3 separate regions of the Homo sapiens genome follow, and all the other regions are linked to region 3. The links are chromatin contacts, found by Hi-C or POLR2A ChIA-PET in ENCODE. All regions are on one chromosome and are shown on one strand. Each heading gives the region's core, a stretch centred on a gene start or an enhancer-like site at or near the end of the contact. The rest is flanking DNA. Distances are from core to core; before and after follow the strand shown. Region 1 holds the start of MAPKAPK5 (MAPK activated protein kinase 5). Region 2 holds the start of USP30 (ubiquitin specific peptidase 30). Region 3 holds the start of ANAPC7 (anaphase promoting complex subunit 7).

Region 1 (3,303 bases), core at 312-2,811, 1.4 Mb after region 3:
CCGCCACCTCCTTAGTTCAGACAGTGTAATAATCTCTCATCTGCATTATTCTCCAATAGCCTCCTAATAGCTCTGTTTCCATTCTTGCTTTCCTATATTCTATTCTCTACAAAGCAGAGTGATCTTTTAAAACAAATTTGTTCACATCACTCTTTACTTTAAAACCTTACAATAGCTTAGAATAAAATCCAAAGTCCTGATTATGACCCCCAAAGGCCACATATGATGCAGCCCCTGCCCACATCTCCAACCTCATCCTTTTTATACTTTTTTTTTTCTTTTTTTGAAATAGAGACGGGGTTTCGCCATGTTGGCCAGGCCGGTCTCGAACTCCTGACTTCAAGTGATCCGCCCGCCTTGGCCTCCCGAAGTGCTGGGATTACAGGCGTGACCCACCGCGCCCAGCCTCCAACCTCACCCTTTATCAGTCTCCTCCTACTCGATCTACTCCAGCTACAATGACCTTCTTGCTGATTCTTGAACATATTTAGCTTATTTCCACCTTAAAATTTCTACCCATCTGCCCAGAAATCTTTCCTTGGATTTCCAATAGCCAGCCCTTTCTCATTCCTCAGGGGTCTCAGCTTAAATGTTACCTCCTGAGATTCCTTCCTTAATCATCTAATACGAAGAAGTCCCCACATCCAGTTATTCTCTTACCTCAGCATCCTGTTTATGTTCTTCTTAGCATCAGACTCGGGCTTTTTCCTGTTTATTACCTACTTCGTTTTCCTGAAAGATCCATGTGCCGGTACCATGTGTTGTTCCTACTGTTTCTCCAATGTCTAGTAGATTTGGCACATACTGATGTGCAATTAATACGTGAATGAAGAACCATTGACAGACGATTAGTCAAAAGCTCTTGCAAAGCCCTTTGATAGGTTATCGGTGGAGAGTAGGGAGCACAAACCTGGGGTCCCATTCTAGCTTGACCACTTCTCGGCTGTGCACAAACTAGTCTAGCTCTCCTGAGCCTCAGTTACCTATTTTGCAAATTAGGGATGGGAACATCCATACCTCACGACGCCAAACGGCTACCTTGTAAAGACGAAAGGAGGAAATGCAGGAAATAACTCCACGTAAGGTTAATGCTCCGTAAACAGAGCTGCTACTGCTATTATATATTCTATACAATCCTGCGCCCTTAACGGCAGGACCCTTTCAGTGCTTCAGTCCTGTCTTCTCTCTCCTGGGTTGACCTCCACAGATCCTCTCAGAAGAGCGTTTTCCAGGCGTGAATCTCCGCAGAGTGGAGATAAAGGCTGAGGCCCCAACGCACGCGCACTCACGCGAGTCCGGGCCTATGACGTCATTAGCGCAGCGCCATCGCCGCGGAAGGCCCAGGGGCCTGTCCTGTATGCGGCGTGTCTTAGGGAGGCCCAGGCGGACGCCTGCAAGTCGGGTGCGCGGTTCGGGGGCGGCTCGGAAACCCCAGCGGAAGGCAGCAAGGGGCGCGTGGGGCCGTGGAGTCACGAAGCTGGGCGGCAGGAGGGGCGGCCTGGAGCTCCCGCGGGGCACAGCGCGTGCGTGAGGGCGGCCGGCGGGGCTGCCCGGCGCGGGTGTCCCGGCGATGTGTGGCGCTGAGGCGGCGGCGGGAGCAGCGGCGCCGAGCTCTGCTTCGGCTTCGGCTTCGGCTTCGCGGCGGTGCAGGCGGCGGAGGCGGAGGCGCAGGCTCTTCTTTAGGACCTGGCGAGCCCAGGTCTAAGCGGCGGCCCCGCGAGGCCCTTGCACGGCGCCCCGGGTCGAGGCCCTCCCCGCCTCGCCCTACCCCAGGAGCCTGCCTCCCCAGCTGGGGATGAGGCTAGGAGGCGGCCGCGTGGGGCCCAGCACAAAGACCTGTCCCCAGGGGCCGCCGCCTCCGCCGCTGCTGCTGCCGCCAGCCTAGAGCCGCCCGCCGAAGCAGAGCCGGCGCCGGGGTCCTCATCCCCACCGGTCCCGAGGGGCGGCTGCTGCCCGTCGCCACGAGGCCCAGGGGCCCGAGTGCCGAGCCCTTTGCTCCCTCGGCCGCGCGGGGACAGGGCTGCTGAGCAGCCTCCGCCTCTCCCGGCTGTGGGGGCCCCACTGAGTATGTCGGAGGAGAGCGACATGGACAAAGCCATCAAGGTAAGGGGGAGGTGCCCCCTCTTCCCCCGCGTTGTCCTGTGGCGTTCTTCTCGGCTCTAGCCTCAAAAAGCAGGGAGATTTTGCAGTGAGAGGTTCCATCGACTACCGGGTTTCGGCCTCCCCCGGATTCCGTGGATCGCGCTTTACAGCCCTGGGGCCAAGGGTTATGGGTGTGGGTGTAGGTGTGTGTCCGACTCCCGCCAGCTTCCCTGGTGAGTGTGATTTGTGCTCAGCTGGAACAGAGGTGAGTGGCCTGGAGACACTATTAAGTGTCAATGAATGGGACGAAGAGAGCCCTACTACTACTACTACACGTTTCGATCACTCCCCAAGGCCGCCAGCATTTGCTTCCGGATGGTCTACAGAACTTGGAGAGTTGGAATTTATCCATCCCTCCCGATTTGTTTGAAATCAGCCTTCTGGAAATCTGCAGTTGGAAAAAGGTGGTTCGCCGTACAAAACCTGTCCTTTGGGGAATAGGTTGTCCTCACTTTTCCGTGTATTCTCCCCTTTTTCTTTTTCCTCTTCTTTCTCCTAGGAAGCATTGAGTTTACTTAGGAAAAGTTAACAGTTCCTGTGACTTAACTGCACTTAAACCAAAAGAAAAGCAAATGTGTGTTCGAAAATTACACAAATAAAATAAGTTTTCTAAAACCTGTTTTTAACTTTTTTTTTTTTTAAAGGCACATTTTGCCCACTCAGGGCCAGTTATCTGTCTTGACAGCTGTAGCTAAGAAATTAGTCTTATGAAAATTAAACATTGACGCTTAAAGTTTGATGTATTATTTACTTATTTGTAGTGTTAAGTCAGCCCAGTGCATTGAATAATTTCATTTTATCTTGAAGGACAGGCATCTATTGGCAGCTTGGGGTTATTTTCCCCTTCAAGACAGTTACTAGTAATGATTAAGAATTTACATTTCTACCAATTCTTTAGGTGGTGTATATAGTTTCTCAAAATCATCAAGTCATTCCAAAGAAACTTAACCCTTTAAAGGAGGCATCAACATATAACATATACATTAAGGAAGACCAGGTTTTTTGTCTGTTTGTTTGTTTTTGAGACGGAGTCTCACTCTGTCGCCCAGGCTGGAGTGCAGTGGCCCGATCTTGGCTCACTGCAAGTTCCGCCTCCTGGGTTCACGCCATTCTCCTGCCTCAGCCTCCCGAGTAGCTGGGATTACAGGCGCCCACCCACCA
Region 2 (3,225 bases), core at 367-2,866, 1.4 Mb before region 3:
AGCCTGGGCGGCAGAGCAAGACTCCATCTCAAAAAAAAAAGAATGTAAATTATCTCATCAATAATTTTCACATAGAAATGACATATTTTGTTTTTCTTTTCTTTGTTTTTCGGTAGCCATGGGTTCTTGCTATGTTGCCCAGGTGGCCTTGGACTCTGGGCCTGAAGCCATCCTCTCACCTGGCCTCCCAAAGTGCTGGGATTATAGGCATAAGCCACTGCACCTGCCCCAATATTTTGAACATATTGGGTCAAGGAAAAAATATGGTTAAAATTAATTTTACCTCTTGCTTTTTTTTTTTTTTTTTTTTTTTTTGATGCTGAATCTCTCTCTGTTGCCCAGGCTGGAGTGCAGTGGTGTGATCTCAGCTCACTGCAGCCTCCGCCTCCCAGGTTCTAGCGATTCTCCCGCCTCAGCCTCCCGAGTAGCTGGGATTACAGGCACGCGCCACCACACCTGGCTGATTTTTGTATTTTTTAGTAGAGACGGGGTTTCACCATATTGGCCATGCTGGTCTCGAACTCCTGACCTCAAGCAATCCGTGCCCCCCACCCCCACCCCCCGGCCTCCCAAAGTGCTGGGATTACAAGTATGAGCCATCGCACCTGACCTCTTTTTTTTTTTTTTTGAGATGGAGTCTGGTTCTGTCACCCAGGCTGGAATGCAGTGGCATGATCTTGGCTCAGTGCAACCTCCACCACCACGGTTCAAGCAATTCTCCTGCCTCAGCCTCCTGAGTAGCTGGAATTACAGGAGCCTGCCACCACGCCCGGCTAATTTTTGTATTTTTAGTAGAGATGGGGTTTCACCATGTTGGCCAAGCTGGTCTCGAACTCTTGACCTCAGGTGATCCACCAGCCTCGTTCTCCCAAAGTGCTGGGATTACAGGCGTGAGCCACGGCGTCTGGCCTACCTCCTGCTTTTCACTTTAATGTGGCTACTGGAAAATGTAAAATTACCTATGTGGCTCCTGTATATTTCTGTTGGAGAGTGCCATTCTGGAGACAGACAGACCGAACTGCCAATCTCTGTTTCACCACTTACAAGCTGCGTCAAAAAACTTACTATTTCTTCAAATTTCCTGGGTTCCCTGGGATGTAAAATGTGGGTAATGTTAGAGTTGGTGTGAATATTAAATGTAAATAATGAATGTAACATACTTAGCTCTATACCTGGCACCCAAGTAAACAATAAGTTTGTTGGCTATTAAAGACGTTGATTTCTCTACTGATATCGTCAGAGATGGGCCTCATGCTCATTAAAGTTCCTTCCTCTGCGACCTATTTCCACTCTGGCCACAATAATAACTAATTATAGCAGAGGCCTGACCCGACTTTCGGCTGTTGGCCTCCCTTCCCCACATCGAAAAATTCAAATCATGACCCAGGGTCCATCCTAGAAGTGTGCCATCTGTATTTATGAATGGAGCCTAAGCAAATCTGAAAACCAAGCAGCCCCAGGCAACTGAGCCCAGCGTAGCAACCGACGCCGGGGCCTGTTGCTAAGGGAAAAGAAAGAAAGGACGTGGTCCGTCAGCTATTGCTCTCCGGGGGCAGCTACTTCCGGTCCCCCTGGGAGCTGTCCTGCGGTCTACGTTCCCCCGAGGTGCTGGGACTGCGGCCGCAGGTTCCGCTGTCTCGGGAACCGTCGTATCCCTCGGTCCGGCGGCGGCGGCGGCGGTAGCGGAGGAGACGGTTTCAGGCCTCCGGTGCGGCTGCAATGCTGAGCTCCCGGGCCGAGGCGGCGATGACCGCGGCCGACAGGGCCATCCAGCGCTTCCTGCGGACCGGGGCGGCCGTCAGGTGAGATTTTGGGGGGCGGGGCTGCCGAAGAGGCCGGGACCAGGGTCCCCAGCTTGGGCCCGTGACGGCTTTTTCATGCCCTAGTTGGGGTCTCCAGGGCCCGCGCGGGCATTCTGGAAGGTTCTGCGTCCTTTAGGGTTGGAGGCCTGGGCCCGTAGGTGGGAGGACTGACGGGCTCCAGTCCTTCGGCAACACCAATTCTGTCTGCACTCCCCAGGTCTGTCAGTCCCTCCCCCTCCTGTCATTGTTCCCAGGACACCCGGGGCACTCCAGTCTTGTCAAGGCCCCTAATTCTGTCAGTGCCCTCAGTCCTTTCAGTGCCTCCTAGGCCTGCCAAGACCCCTCAATCCTTCTAGTATACCCCCAGTCCTTCTGGGTCCCCCAATCATATCAGTTTCTGGACTGCCAGGGTTCCCCAACCTTGGCACGGTTCTTCTAGTCCTATAAGTGCCCCGGGCCTGCGAGCCCCGCGTTTTGTTAGTACCGCCCCCTATTCCTGTTAGCCCGCCCTCTAGTCTAATATGGATCGCCACTTCTGTCTGGGTCCCTGATGTTGTTAGTGTGAGTAAAGGCCCTTGTTTTGCAAGGGTCTCTAAATTGGTCAGGGCCCCTTTAACCTGTTAAGGTTGCTTGGTCCTGTTAAAGCCCTCCGTTCTTGTTAGGACTCCTCGATTGCCTGGGTCCCCAATCCTGTCAGGGCCCCCATTTCCCTCTTATTCACCCTCCCAAGGGCTCCAGGCTTCAGAACTGAGTACCCCCTCCCCCACTGCTGACCCCAAATGACTGAGACCTGTTGCTCAGGTCGGCTTCCTCTGGAACTGGAGCAGGTTTAAAGAGCTTATTATCCCAGGGCTGAAAGTCCTCGATACTTATCCTGTCCAGTGCCCCCATTCCGTAGATAGGAAGTGTGGCCCCATAGCTGACCTCATAGCAGAGTTGGGAGGAGAAGCCAGATCTTTTCATCCGCAGGCCCCACCACTCTCCTCGTGATGTCATTTTGCAGAGGAATGGAGTTTCCAAAGTCGCCACTTGTCCCTGGGTATTTTTTCCTTATGCTGCCAAAGTCATGGACAAGTCCTCTCTCCCATCCCCTTGACACTCTTCCCTTCAGTTTCCATCTTGAACTTCGTGGTTTTAAGCACAGACCTGGGGAGACAGACAGGCATGATTCAGAGCCATGTTCCTTCACTCACTGTGACCAAGTTGGGCTCTTAGTTTCTTCTGCTATAAAAATGAAAGTGATAGTAGAACCTGCATCTGTGGGGTTGTTTTAAAAATGAGGTAAGATTGTCACAGGGCCTGGCAGAGAGTATGTACCCTTAAATATTAGTGTTTGATTAGGGGATTTTAAAGCACTGGTAAAGCACCTTAGCACTTCCATGACAGTCCTTTATAATCTTTCCAGGCACTTTTGTGAACTCAC
Region 3 (3,521 bases), core at 995-3,494:
AGTCAGAGAAGGCTCTTTAGGAGAGATATCCAGGCTAAAACCTGAAGGAGGAGGCAACGCTGAGATGAGGACCGTCGCAGGAGGAACAGCAAGTACAAGGGCCCAGAGTAGAGAACACGCTTGGTGCATTCAAATAACACAAAGAGGCCAGAAGCGATGGTTCACGCCTGTAATCCTTAAACTTTGGGAGGCCGAGGCGGCGGGATCACCAGAGGTCAGGAGTTGAAGACCAGACTGGTCGGCTGGGCGCGGTGGCTCACACCTGTAATCCCAGCACTTTGGGAGGCCGAGGCGGGCGGATCACGAGGTCAGGAGATCGAGACCATCGTGAAACCCTGTCTCTACTAAAAATACAAAAAAATTAGCTGGGTGCGGTGGCGGGCGCCTGTAGTCCCAGCTACTCGGGAGGCTGAGGCAGGATAATGGCGTGAACCCAGAAGGCGAAGCTTGCAGTGAGCCAAGATCGTGCAGAGCGAGACTCCGTCTCAAAAAAAAAAAAAAAAAAAAAAAAAGACCAGACTGGTCAATATAGTGAAACTCTGTTTCTACTAAAATAACAAAAATTAGCTGGGCGTGTGGCGCTCGCCTGTAATCCCAGCTACTTGGTTGGCTGAGGCAGGAGGATCGCTTGAACCCAGGAAGCGGAGGCTGCAGTGAGCCAAGACTGCGCCACTCAACTCCAGCATGGGCGACAGAGCGAGGCTGTCTCAAAAAAATAAAAATAAATAAACAAATAAAAACAAATAACAGAATAGCCAGGGAGGCTAGAGAGCAGTGAACAGAGTAATGAGATGAAGTCGCAGAGAGTGGAGGGCAGATATTTGCCTTCAGAGGCCATGGGAAAGAATTTTCATAAGTGCAATAAAGGATTTTTTTTTTTTTTTGAGACGGAGTCTCGCTCTGTCGTCCAGGCTGGAGTGCAGTGGTGCTACTTCGGCTCACTGCAAGCTCCGCCTCCCGGGTTCACGTTATTCTTCTGCCTCAGCCTCCCGAGTAGCTGGGACTACAGGCGCCCGCCACCACGCCTGGCTAAATTTTTTTGGTATTTTTTAAGCAGAGACGGGGTTACACTGTGTTAGCCAGGATGATCTCGATCTCCTGACCTCGTGATCCGCCCGCCTCGGCCTCCCAAAGTGCTGGGATTACAGGCATGAGCCACTACGCCCGGCCAATAAAGGATATTAAGCAGGAGAGGGACATGCACTCAAGGATGGAATCAGCTCAGTGCTTCAAGGAAACATGAAAGGCGCCACGCCCACCCATTAATGGAGTCTCCCGTTTCCTTTTTTTGAGACAGGCAGTCGTTCTGTCGCCCACGGTAAAGGACAATGATGCGATCACGGCTCACTGCAGCCTCGACCTCCTGGGTTCAAGCGATCCTCCTGCCTCAGCCTCCCGAGTAGCTGGGACCGCAGGCACGCACCATCACGCCCGGCTAATTGTTTAATTTTTACTTTTCGTAGAGGCAGGGTCTCCCTATGTTGCCCAGGTTGGTCTTGAACTCCTGGGCTCAAGCGATCCTCCCGCCTCGGCCTCCCAAAGGGCTCGTATTAGAGGCGTGAGCCACCGCGCCCGGCCCCGTTTTCAGGGGTTTCCCAAGGCCAGAAAGTGGACCCTCCTGATACACTTAACGGGGGGACCAATCTCAGATGCGGGGGCTAGCGCATAAAAACCAGGAGGCTGGGTCCCTGAGCTGCAGCGAGAGAAAAAAACGTTCTTCTGGAAGGAGCCGAGAGGGAAGGATTCAGCCTAGCGATGTGACAGTCGCGCTGCCCCGCGACAGGTGCCTCAGGAAACCCTCGCCTGGGTCGTCCTCAGAGCCTCTGCCTTCTATGTCTCCAAGCCGCCGCTCGCCACATCCCCGCGGGACTTGACGCCGGCACCCAGTGAACCCAACTTGCGCTCCGAAGTCTGCTCCGCTCCAGGACGCCCTCGCAGACCCCGGAGCCTCCGCTGGCGCCGGCGGCCGCTCCTTCCCGCCTGTTCCCACGTGCCCTGAGCCCCCGCTCCCAGACCGCCGCCGCTTTCTCCTCAGCCCCAGGCAGCTACCCGCCTCAACTCACGGGTTGTTATTACTCATTGTAAGTAACAAGCTGCTGAGGAGCCGCACGTTGGAGTGCAGCCCCGCGGCCGCCATGTCCCGCACGTGGTCTATCACATTCATCCTGCTCTGCAAAGCCGCGGGCAGCGGCGGCAGCACTGACTCGAAAAGCCGGTAGAGGATCCTTAGGGAAGACTCCAAAATGGCGGCGTCGCCGGGGTCCATCGGGTCCACACGCGGCACCACCCCCAAGCAAGAGGTAACTACTGAAGTGCCCGAATAAAAAGAAACTCGAGTCCCTGCTCCTGTCGTGGTCCTTTTCAGGTGAAATGAGTTGTTATTTTTACGCAAAAATCACGTTATCATCCTAAACTGCAAACTTTACTGAGGATTTACAATGAGACAAAAGGCACCTTATAAGACTACTCGGTCAATTTGAATGAGTCTGAGAGGAATTTGTGCCTCTCAGAAATTAAAATGTGTGGGTATTTACCGAAATAAAATACAGTAAGGTGAGGAAAAACGCTCCAACTGGAATTAAATATTCTAATCGGGCGCCAGGGACAGACCTAACGGCCTTTACAGTGGCGCATGCGCACCAGGCTAGGGCCGCCGCGCCCCTCCTCAGGTGTTTTGTGTTCCTGCCAAGTCAGGCTTCGGCCCTGGGGGAACTCCTTGGTTCGAGGGGTATATTTCCCCATGTAAAATTATTCCCTAGATCCGTGGAAATAAAGGCTGGATCCAGGAATTAGCTGATACCCATATAAACCAGTATGTGTCTGGCACACTTAACGTTTTAGGAAAGTTTTACACAAGTTATTGGGACGCTCACAACAATCCATAAAGTTGAAGTTGTCATTCCCTTCCCACAAGGGAAGAAACTGCCTGCTTAAATTTTGTGCTCAGGTTGTTAAATGGTTGACTTGGAATCAGATCGACTGGTTAATTATGTTGGATCGCAAACTCAAATGTATACAGGGACCAGGGAGGTAACTGAGCCAATGAGGCAGTTTAGGTCGTTGAGTCAGAGTCCGAATATTCTCCACAGTCATCCTCTCAGATCTAGCCTATCGCTCCTTTCTTAAAGGAGACAGTCGTTTTGGTCTAGATTTTGTTTTCATTTGATTTTTACAGTAGTAGATGCAAAAAAAATGCTCTGAAAAAATCACAGTGTATCTTCATCAGCAACTTTTTCAGCTCTTAACATTTTGTCACAGTTGAAGCTCCTGTAGATCCTTTTCCCATCTCATCCCCTACTCTAGTTTCCTGGATGTGTGAGACCTTCTATTTGATTTTGGTGGGCATCATCACTGTGAACTTTTCTTTTTTCTTTTTTTCGAGACGGAGTTTTGCTCTTGTCGCCCAGGCTGGAGTGCAAAATCTCAGCTCACTGCAACCTCTGTCACCCGGGTTCAAGGAATTCTCCCTGCCTCAGCTTCCCGAGTAGCTGGGATTACAGGCGCCTGCCACCACTGTCATG

The links. Hi-C counts contacts between places; a loop is a spot of excess contacts on that map. ChIA-PET counts read pairs that join two places held with the same protein, here RNA polymerase II (POLR2A). Pooled maps may share reads with other maps.
Region 1: a map of B cell shows a loop between it and region 3 (40-fold over the local background). The contact joins the promoter of MAPKAPK5 here to the promoter of ANAPC7 in region 3. A Hi-C loop is called at or near these places in 2 of 168 maps with a recorded cell type or tissue (B cell and CD8-positive, alpha-beta T cell) and 5 of 50 pooled maps.
Region 2: a loop to region 3 is called in a map of naive thymus-derived CD4-positive, alpha-beta T cell, with 18 times the contacts of the local background. The contact joins the promoter of USP30 here to the promoter of ANAPC7 in region 3. A Hi-C loop is called at or near these places in 1 of 168 maps with a recorded cell type or tissue (naive thymus-derived CD4-positive, alpha-beta T cell) and 4 of 50 pooled maps. POLR2A ChIA-PET finds 5 or more read pairs at or near these places in 1 of 52 experiments (T-cell).

The regions. Positions count from the first base shown.
Region 1 is chr12:111,840,667-111,843,969 of GRCh38, forward strand. MAPKAPK5 (MAPK activated protein kinase 5) reads left to right here and starts at 1,562. Exons shown (of 14, transcript NM_003668.4): 1 at 1,562-2,103. The coding sequence starts at 2,068. MAPKAPK5-AS1 (MAPKAPK5 antisense RNA 1) reads right to left here and starts at 2,339. Exons shown (of 2, transcript NR_015404.2): 1 at 661-2,339. RefSeq lists enhancers at 1,138-1,417, 2,148-2,247 and silencers at 1,448-1,627, 1,708-2,057.
Region 2 is chr12:109,050,960-109,054,184 of GRCh38, forward strand. USP30 (ubiquitin specific peptidase 30) reads left to right here and starts at 1,617. Exons shown (of 13, transcript NM_032663.5): 1 at 1,617-1,802. The coding sequence starts at 1,720. It overlaps USP30-AS1 (USP30 antisense RNA 1), which reads right to left and starts at 3,006. Exons shown (of 2, transcript NR_038996.1): 1 at 2,727-3,006; 2 at 1,082-1,779. RefSeq lists enhancers at 1,811-2,310, 2,644-3,013.
Region 3 is chr12:110,401,464-110,404,984 of GRCh38, forward strand. It overlaps ANAPC7 (anaphase promoting complex subunit 7), which reads right to left and starts at 2,245. Exons shown (of 11, transcript NM_016238.3): 1 at 2,064-2,245. The coding sequence starts at 2,164.